2 separate regions of the Homo sapiens genome follow, and region 1 is linked to region 2. A link is a loop called in an ENCODE intact Hi-C map of the cell type or tissue named here. Cell type or tissue: IMR-90. All regions are shown on one strand.

What was found. A loop is a pair of places that touch in the nucleus more often than their neighbours do. Peaks named below come from ENCODE experiments on the same cell type or tissue, not always from the same donor. Only the 100,000 strongest peaks of a DNase experiment are listed, where the experiment ranks them.
Region 1: a loop joins it to region 2, with 5 times the contacts of the local background. A loop is called at or near these places in 10 of 110 quality-filtered maps.

The regions. Positions count from the first base shown.
Region 1 is chr3:119,204,845-119,209,844 of GRCh38, reverse strand. UPK1B (uroplakin 1B) reads right to left here. Exons shown (of 8, transcript NM_006952.4): 8 at 4,702-5,000. Among named protein-coding and RNA genes, the nearest start is that of B4GALT4-AS1, 19 kb to the left of the region's middle. RefSeq lists enhancers at 2,447-2,971, 2,972-3,498. In IMR-90, no CTCF peak of the experiment used is centred here; no DNase peak of the experiment used is centred here; H3K27ac peaks cover 458 bases.
Region 2 is chr3:119,143,441-119,148,440 of GRCh38, reverse strand. It overlaps TEX55 (testis expressed 55), which reads right to left and starts at 2,276. Exons shown (of 3, transcript NM_152539.3): 1 at 854-2,276; 2 at 118-261. The coding sequence starts at 2,251. It also overlaps a transcript of IGSF11 not described here. RefSeq lists a silencer at 2,725-3,019. In IMR-90, a CTCF peak has its summit at 2,878 (motif pointing left); a DNase peak (open chromatin) is centred at 2,870.

The DNA.
Region 1 (5,000 bases), 61 kb before region 2:
TCAAGTGATTCTCCTGCCTCAGCCTCCCAAGTAGCTGGGACTACAAGCATGCCTCACCATGCCCGGCTAATTTTTGTGTTTTTAGTAGAGACGGAGTTTCACCATATTGGCCAGGCTGGTCTTGAATTCCTGACCTCAGGTGATCCGCCTGCCTCTTCCTCCCAAAGTACTGGGACTACAGGCGTGAGCCAATGTGCCTGGCCGATGCTTCTGACTCTTGAGGTAAGAGGGCAGTTGAGTAAGTTGAGTAAGTAGAGGTCTCAGCCAGGAGGGTGCCTTGCCAGGAGTCTCACAGGCAGCAAATGGCAGATTCTGAGCAAAACTCGGGCCCTTTGACTTTCAAGACCATTACATCATATTGCCTTCTTCTTGGCTTCTCTACTTCTTTGTGGTAATTTTCCTGAATGTGTGTCATTGTCTTAATTCCTACAGAGAGTTAGTATTGTCTGGACCCTGGAAAGTGCATTCCTGTTCTCAGCTGCTCTCAGAACTTTGTCCCCAACTCCATCTGTAATTTTTCTGCCCTTACCCCCATCACTTCCACTCAAGCCCCAATGGATAGATTTCCTGGGAGCCCCAAAATGCTCTGTGAATGGACTTGAGTGAGATAAAAGACATTTTCTCCCAGACTTGAAATTCACTTTCCCCAATCCTATTCATATATGCAGTCCCTACCAAAAACCATTAACATGTTCTGCAAGATGAAGCATATTCAGGTACATTTCATAAGTTCTTTTTCACCAATCACATTCTATAACTTAAAAAAAAAACCCTCTATCCTTAGTGCCTTCGATATTTTATGCTATTTCTACCTTCGTTGATTTTTTTGTATATGCATAACCATCTTATACCTGCTGAGAGGGCCTGATCATTCTAAAAGTATACACAAGGGAGTGGTTTAGAGGTTCCACCCCTAGGAAGTACACCTGTACAGGTAAAGCCTCCATTGTTCCATTGATAATTGTTAAGATTTAAATAAAATTATCAAACCTTGTGTGCCCATGTGTGGAGTGTGAGTGTGTGTGTGTGTGTGTGTGTGTGTGAGAGAGAGAGAGAGAGAATGAGAGAGAGATGTGGGGGCTTGGAGCAGAGGTTGGTGAAGGGTGGGACATAATAATAAACTAAGTGCTTGCTCTGTATCAGTTTCCTTGATATAACCTCCTGATTGGCATCTCTTATAGACCGATGCACACTGTACGTATCTTACTGAATCCTCCCAGTCCTGTGTGAGGAGAGACCAGTTTTTCTGAAGCAGGCTCCAAGAAGCTAAGTGACTTGTCAAAGAGCTGGGATTTGGAGCCAAGTACTTTGACTCCAGAGTTCATGTTCTTAACCACTTCATGGTGATGGATAAATAAATACACCTACACCAGGAAGGAATAAATACATCCTATTTCCTAGAGGAAATAAGGATTGGAAGACTAACTTGGAGAGTGTCAATGCTCTTCAGCCAAAACCCCCCAGGAACACATTGCAGATAAATTAATTGGGTTAGAGTTGATCAAAGGGTACAAAATTTCAGTTGGAGGAATAAATTCAAGAGCTCTATTTTGAAAAAAATTGGGATTGTGACTAGTTGCAATCGTTGCAGTGAGTGAGAACACACCATGGGGGATCCATGAAGCAACTCAGTAGAAGGAAGTTAGAATTATTACAGCATTTGGGCTTTGGTTGGGTCATTTGGGGAGGGTCCAAGAAAGGGTTTGCTCTGTTGGATATTATCAGAAAGCAGGGGCAAGTCCATGGTTGTTTATTTCAATAAGTTTTATTTGTAGGGAGGGAGACTAGCAAGAGAATAAAGCTGTAATTGGGAAGACATAGCAGTCACTAATTTTAGCCAAGAAAGCAGGTGTTTGGTTTTTTGTGGGTGGCACAGTGACCTTGTTTTTGTCTATGCATAGACAAAATTATGCAGTGGCCTTGGCTTGCCTCGTTTTGTCATGGTCTCAGAGTGACCCTATGAGGCTGGTATTCTGTGAGATTGTTTATGTCTAACAGGAGAATAGTTGAGCCTAGTTGTGAGTGCCTCACCAGCATCTGTTGCTCTGTAGTTCTTTTTCAAGAGGAACTCAGGGTAGAAACCACTAGAAAGTAGGGCATGACAGTACCATTTCTCCAAACTCCAGGATTTGACTATTTGTGTCTTAACAATGTGGAGTGGGGGCGTGTGCTGGGGGAAGGGTTGGTTGGAGAAGTGTATGGGATCTCTGTTTCTCGGCAAGGCTGCCTTTCTCTACAATGTTTCTGGATCCCTTTACGGGATCTGGCCACTTGAGCCTTATAATACAATAGCAAACTCAGTAGTCTATAGCTACCCTTCTTTGGGGTTCTTCTTTGATTCAGTCTCACTTATACAGGCTGAGAAGGATCTGGAAGAGACACTAGAGGAAATACTAGACCCAGAAGGAGAAAGGAAATTGTTCCATCAATAGAAATGAGAAACCAGCTTAGTTTCTAATTCCTCAACCACAACACAGGTTGTCAGATTGGTTGGGGTGGGGGTGTGAGATTGAGAGGAGGTTAGATTTTCAAGTTCACATGACTAGTATTCCTTTTATGGGTAGCCAGAAAATATCTGATCTTCTGTTTAAAATAGAAGCAGTTCCTGTTTATTCCAGCTGATGTAGAGAAAGAAAAGCTACAAGGCTGACAAGTAGGAGCAATGGGCTTTTAAAAATTAAATGACAGACTGTTTGCCTGCCAGGAGCCTGTGGAGCAATCTAGGGATGGAAATGGCCAGCCAAGAGAGCATGATGACCCGCCTGGCGTTGCAATCAAGTAAAACTTACCCAAATTAGCCTGACACATTTTTGGTGTTAGTAATTATTCTTTGCCCACCTGATAAGCAGGTGTTGAAGAGGGAAGTTTCACAAGATAGTTGTGTCTGGGCCTGTCTCACACTCAGCAAGCTGCCAGATCCCTAGAGCCAAGCCGCCTGGTTCCCCTTTGCCTCCCTGGTTTGCTGGGGCTGGGGCTGGGGCTGAGCCTGGGCCTGCCTGAGCATTGGCTTGGGGCCACTTCCAGTCCCTGGAGCCAGAAGGAAGAGGGGCAAGGCTGGGCCTCCAGGGAAGGTGGAGGGACATGGGAGCAGGAACTGGGCAGAATAGAAACTGTCCTGAGGTTAAAACAGGAGAGCCCTGTAGAGGGAAGCACAGGAGTCCTGAATGGCCAGACTCTCTGCAGGGTGATCCTCAGACCTCGTTTCTGTCTTAGCTGAAAGGTGTGTCCTCCTCAAGTGTTGGAGCCCCAGGACATAGTGGGTGCCTGTGTTTAGGACCTTATTTGGTTTTGGAAGGAGCAGAGCCTGCCCCCATTTATAGTGGACTTTGCACCTTCTATAAAGGAGGCTGAGGCTGCAGGAAGGAAACTAGCTGGAGAGGGGGCAGGGGGCAGTGGCTCACTGACGGCCCCTTCTCTTTTAGTTATTGCTTGGTAAGGAAGTCAGGGGATAAGATTTAAGGAATAGTAGGTGGGCCATCTTGTCCCGCAATGGCTCTTTCATGCTCCCACTGCTGTGCTGGATTCCACCAACTAGAGATCAACCTCAGTTATCAAGAAAACGTCATAGAGATTGAGAGAGTGGAGTTGAGTTGTCACCCACTCCTTAGTATGAATTGGTTTCCAAAAAGGCCTTCCCCTAACCTAGCCGAGATCTAATCATAAGAAGGGAATTTTGCTACTTGGGTGGCTGAGGCAGGAGAATCGCTTGAACCTGGGAGGTGGAGGTTGCAGTGAGCCGAGATCGTGCCATTGCACTCCAGCCTGGGCAACAAGAGTTAAACTCTGTCTCAAAAAAAAAAAAAAAAAGGGGGGGGGGGAGGGAGGCGGGGAATTTTGTATGTAGAGAGAATTTTGGAGCATGAAGCCCTGGAAGGGAAGTAGGAGTGGGTTTGGGGCAGGAATTGCTCAGGCAGTCGGGAGGTGAGGGCACTGGAAAGCCCAGTGAGTGGTGGAGGCAAAAGGCACCAGAACACACAGGAGAGAGTGTGCGGAGGAAAATGAGAGCACGGCTGTTTCAAAGCTTTGCCCAGAGGAAGCTCCTTCCCTGTCCTCCTGTCTTCTAAAGGACCACAGAGAGAACCTTCTCAGCCAAGCACAGGTGTCATTTATCTCGATATCCCATGATCTTCATTCAGGAGAGACAAGGCAGGCCAAGGAGAGGTGAACTGGCTGTGCTGTCAGGACATGGACATTTGGTTCCCTCTCCTGGGAATCAGGGATCGGGCTCCTGCGCCAGCTTTACAACCAAGGCAAGTCCCCTCCAATCCTCCTTGTCTTTCCCCTACCCCCACGCTCAGCCTCACTCACAGGTACCCGGTGGGGGCATGGGATGGGGGTGCTGCCTGCGTCTGAGTCAGCTGGGAGCAGGACGCCAAAGTGTTTTCTTCATGAAGGACACACAGTTCTGCAGTTAGCATGGGCGAGGTTTCCACTGCTTTCAATTGCATGAGGTAAATGATTTGAAGAGCATTAGTCTCATCACTGCTTCTGGGGTAAGTGTAGCAGGAGCAAAAAGTAAAAGTGAGCGTAGAAGTTCCCACCGTTTAACTGTAAGGCAGCGTTTGCCAGCATCCAGCAGGAAGCCACACCCTGTGTCTGCAGTTTCTACCTCCTCCACTTTAATTCCCATGCTTTAGGCTTTTCTGTTGGAAAACCCATTTTGTTAGACTCATATATGACATTGGTAAAAATGAAAGTGAACAGATTTTAAAGCTGTCTTTACTTATAAGACCAGACAAATGTTGAGTTATAAGAATTTCCTTCAGGACCACAAATGGAAACATAGTGCAGATGAGAAATATTTTGACAGTAAACAGAAATCCCTGTAAATCACCCCATTCTATTGGCTGGCTTGCTTCTCTCCAGTTTGAAATGGTCTCAAGCTGAGACCATTCAGGGCAAAGACTGAGTAAATATATAACAGGCACCTTGTCTGTCCCCAGAAGTCCCCACGCTTTTTTGTTTGTTTTGAGACAGAGTCTGGCTCTTTCATCCAGGAT
Region 2 (5,000 bases):
CTACATCTTAATGCACTTATTGTCTTCTCAATTAGAATATATCCCTTTTTACAGAATACACTCTTTCTTGTACCTCTTGAAAAACTTATAATTAAAGAGAGGAATTGAGAGGTTTACCTGGAATATTTGCAGAATGTGGTGTTTTTCCATGTATTGGAGTGAAACTTGGTAAGGATCTTCATAAACTATAGAAGGGAACCTTCTATAAGTTTGATTGCGTATATGATAACCCTTTCCTTGGTCAATTTCTGAAAATTCATCCTGAAATTTAAATCCCCCCACCAAAAAGTCCTTAGTAAACCTGAAGGGCCTAGGAATTGTCATTATCAGTGAAACCTGATGTTGATGAGATCTTAACACAAGGAGTTGGAGAAAATACACATTTTTAAGAGAGACTTGGATAATCCTCCAGGTCTCCAGGTGCAATATAATGCACCTCATGTCCTGGGAGGTACCTTAGGCATTGCCAATCAACTTCAAGTACTTTTTCCTTCACAGGGATGTCTAATCAACTCCAAATTCCCTTCTCCTGGTAGAAGCCCAGAGAGGGAAAATGACTTAATATCACAGAGTTAGTTGCAGAACTAGGACTTAAAATGCAGGTTTCCTGAATCCTGGTTTATTAATCCTTCCTGAATGGCCTTTGGGTAGTAGAGAAGGCAATAATTCTCTTTTATTTCCCATCCTTCTCTTGCCCTTCCTGAAATTATGGGTCACACATACCACAACATGTGGGTTTATTCTTTATCCTTGATGCAACATGTGCCCTTCCGTTGTACCCCTATTTTTACTCTCCAGGCCCCGTCTAGATCTCTGATCTCCCAGGTAGGTATCAAATGCCCATTTAACTTACAGATTTGGTTACTATGGCTTGAGTTTTTTCTTGACTGCTGGTATAGTTCAATTTGGATGAGATGGAGGGGAGTCTTGGGAAAAGAGCTTGGTCTTTTGCTTGGAAGTTACTGGTGAATCTGGCATCAACTGGGTTGTAGGGTGGGATAGTGGTTGCATTCTGAGTTTCCATTTCAACTGAAGGCTTGGAATTGAGGTCTACTTGGCTATCCTCAAATTTGCAGGGTTGTACTCTGTAGTCAGCCTCTTTGTCCTCTTTGCTGTTGCCTAACTGGGGAAATATTCTGTCTTCAGACTGGCCACGTGTTTCATAGTAAGACAGCTGGTCTTTATGATTAGCTTGTCTGTCTGCTAAGTGGTCAGTCTGGTCAGATTCAGTGTAGTGAGCATTGTCAACTGGAGGTTGATCAGCATTACTATGAGCTTGGTCAATAGCCTGGTGTTCAGCTAGTTCAGTGGCTTGGCCGTACACTTGGTGGTGAGTCTTTACAGATGTTTTGTGGTCAACGAGGCCATACAATCTGAGGTCAGTCTGCTCAGAAGTTCCTGGGTCAGCCAGGCCAGCCAATCTGTAGTCAGTCTTCTCAGAACTTCTTCTCCTAACTTTCCCTGACATTCTGCGGTCAATCTGTACGGAAGGTCTTTGGTCAGATGGTACGGACGATCCACTGTCAATCTGTACAGAAGGACTTTGGTCAGATGGGACGGATGACCCACTGTCAATCTGCACAGAAGGTCTTCTCTCAGATAGTTTGGATAATCTGTGTGTAATCTGCTCAGAAGTTCTTCGCTCAGCCTCGCCAGACATTCTGCGGTCCATCTGCTCGGAAGCTCTTCTCTCAGACTGGCCTGCCATTCTGTGGTCGGTCTGTCTGGAACCTCTCTGGTCAGATGGCATAGCCAGTCTACCATCAATCTGCCCAGAAGTTCTTCTCTCAGCCTGGGTAGGTAATCTTCGTTCAGTCTGTTCAGCAGTTCTTTCCTCCGTCAGGCCAGACACCTGACCATCACTCTGTTCATGCTGTACATTATTAGCTTGGCTAGATGCCTTGCCTTTAGTCTGTTCAGACGGTGTTTGATTAACCTGATCATCTGCTCTAAGGTCAGAAACATCAGCAGGGTTGGATGCTCTGCGGCCAGCCTGACCAGGTGTACTATGCCCATTTTGTTCAGCTACTCCGTTGGTAGCTTGGCTAAATATGCTGGATTCAGCCTGGCTAGGCACTCTTAGGGCAGTCTGGTCAGCTATTCTGTGAGCAGTGTGGTTATCTGCCTTCCTTTCGGCCTGGTTCTTCTGGTCGTCTTCTTCCTGGCCCTTAGTGTGGCCAGCACTTGAGGGAGCGGCTGGGCTTTCATGTTTCAAGGGTTCAGCCAGAGCCTCTTGCGGAGGCTCTTCCATTTCCTGCCGCGTCCCTGACTGGTCTAGGTTGCCAGGCACTGTGGGTGGGGTTGGGCTGGGTCGTCTAGGCGACCCTCCAGGAACGCCCCATGATTCCCACGGGCTTTGTTCGGGTCACTGCGTGCGTCAGGGAGAGTGGCCGTCCCGCTGTTGTAAGTGGAGGGACGGCAGTCAGCTGACCCTGCAGTGTGCAGGCGAGCGCAGGGAGTACGCCATGTCCTGAGAAGGGGCGATTCTCAGGCTCTGGCAGTTACAGCTTCTCCTCACCCTGCCGAGCAACCAGGCCACGGGGCTCCGTGCATCGCCACCTAGAGTGTTACCCTCTTCCTTGTTCACAGAGGTTCTCCGCAGTGTGTGAGAAAGAGGCCCTCTCTCAGGTACTGCTCCTCTGATTAACATCCCCCACCGCACCTCCAAATGTCAACAGATGAACACACAACCAGCTGCACGAGGACCACAAAACTGAACAGAGGTTGTTGCTATTGCCATCCCCTTTGGGTATAGCTGTCTTGGCAGTGGAAACTCCTGCCCCAAGGTGTTTTCTTGCTGGATTAGACATGTGATCTGTGGCGGGAGAGCCAGAGAGAGGAGAGAAGATCCAGTGAGAATGGGTTCTAAAACTGCACCATCTAGTGGTCTTACAGCAGAGAGGCGAGTTAGAAGGAGGCCAAATCAGAGTTCCAGAAAGGAAGGGAGTAAGGAAAGTGGGAGAAAGATACCAGAAGGAATATTTAGCAAGTGGAGAATTTGTATTTGATAGTGTTGGCCAGTGGGGCCCAGTTTTTGAGATTTGGTCCTCCCACTTTGCAATCAACCTTAAGAATGCACCTCAGAGTCAGTAGGCTGTCTACTTTCAGGAGTAGGCCAGTACAGAGGTGGTGATTGATGAGACAAATTACTTTGACCTTGCAAAGCCTGAAATCACTGAGGCAGGCCAAGGGTTGGTAGTGTGATGCCAGATATTCCTTTAGTAGGGATTTAACTGCATTAAACAATTAGAAATGAGACTTAAAATCCAAATTCAAATACTTGTGACAAAGGAGAGTGGATACACTTGACACCATACTTAGGAATGGAAAGGGGAATCTAAGCACACTGAAGTAAAGTCATTTATGTAACAGTGCCTAGAACATAATAGGTGCTCAAGAAGTGCTTGTTGAATGTCACTTTATGAATTATCTACCTTATTTATTTAAAAATGCATGACACCATTGGATACTGTGTTTAGAGTAAAATAGGTCTTGGGCTATGGCTTGTAGCTTCAAAGTGCTATTGGTTTTGGAGATTTATTTTTCCATTTTATAACTTAAATGTAATAATCATAGAAATATAAAAAAGAAAGCGTAAAGAAAAAAATTCCCAAACACTCAAGAGATAACCTGTATTGACATTTTGATGTTTATCCTTCTGGAAATACCCCCATGCAAATCTATGTGTCTATATCTATAGGTATGTATATATTTTACAAAATGATGATTTATCAATTTGAGATCTTTTTTTTAAATGTAGCTGTTTTATAGTTACAAATTTCCCTCTGAGCTGATGCTTTTGCTGCATCTCTCAAGTGTTTGGTGTTATGTTTTCATTCATCTGAAGATATTTTCTCATTTTCTGTGATTTTTTTTTCTTTGACACATTGGTTGTTTAAAAGTATGTTGTCTAGTTTCCAAATATGTATGAATTTTCCAGTTTTCCTTCTCTTATTGATTTCTAGCTTCATTCTGCTGTGTTCAGAGAAGATACATTGTATGGTTTCAATCTTTTAAAATATATTAAGGCTTGTTTTGTGGCCTACCATATGGTTTATCCTGGAGAATATTCCATGGAAAGAATGTGTATTTGCTTTTGTTGGGTGGAATGTTCTTCATATGCGTTAGGTCTAATTGGTCAATAGTGTTGTTCAAGTCCTATATTTTCTTACTGGCCTTCTGTCTAGGGTTCTACTCATTATTCAAAGTGAGAAACACAAAAAATCAGCCGGGTGTGGTGGTGTGCACCTGTGGTCCCAGCTACTGGTGGGCTGAGGTGGGAGGATTGCTTGAGACCAGGAGGTTGAGGCTGTCTGAGCCATGATTGTGCCACTGCACTGCAGCCTGGGCCACAGAGTGACACCCTATTTCACACAAAAAAAGTGGGGTATTAAAATCTCCAACTATTATTGTAGAACTGTTTCTTTTTCCCTTCAAATCTGTCAATGTTTGCTTCATATAATTTGAGCTTGTTGTTTTCTACAAATAATTATTTTCTATAAATAAATATTATAAACAAGAAGAAATAAAGTCTTCTTGTTTAATTGACGCTTTTATCAATATATAATGCACTTCTTCGTCCCTCATAACATTTTTTGACTTAAAGTCTATTTTGTCTGATAATAGTATAGCAGCTCCAGCTCTCTTTTGGTTATTATTTGCATGGCATATCTTTTTCCCTAGTTGTATTTTCAACTTATTAATGTCCTTGAAACTAAAAAGAATCTTACACTATATAGTTGGATCACATTTAAAAAAATCTATTTTGCCAATCTTTGTCTTTTTATTGGAAAGTTTAATCCATCTACATTTAAAGTAATTACTGCTATGGAAGGACTTCTGTCATTTTGCTATTTATTTTTACATGTTTTCTGTTCCTCAGTTCTTCCATTACTACCATCCTTTGTGTTTAGTTGATTTTTTTTATAGTGTATCATGTTGATTCCTTTCTCATTCCTTTTCTGTATATATATTTTTAGTTATTGTCTTAGTGGTTACTT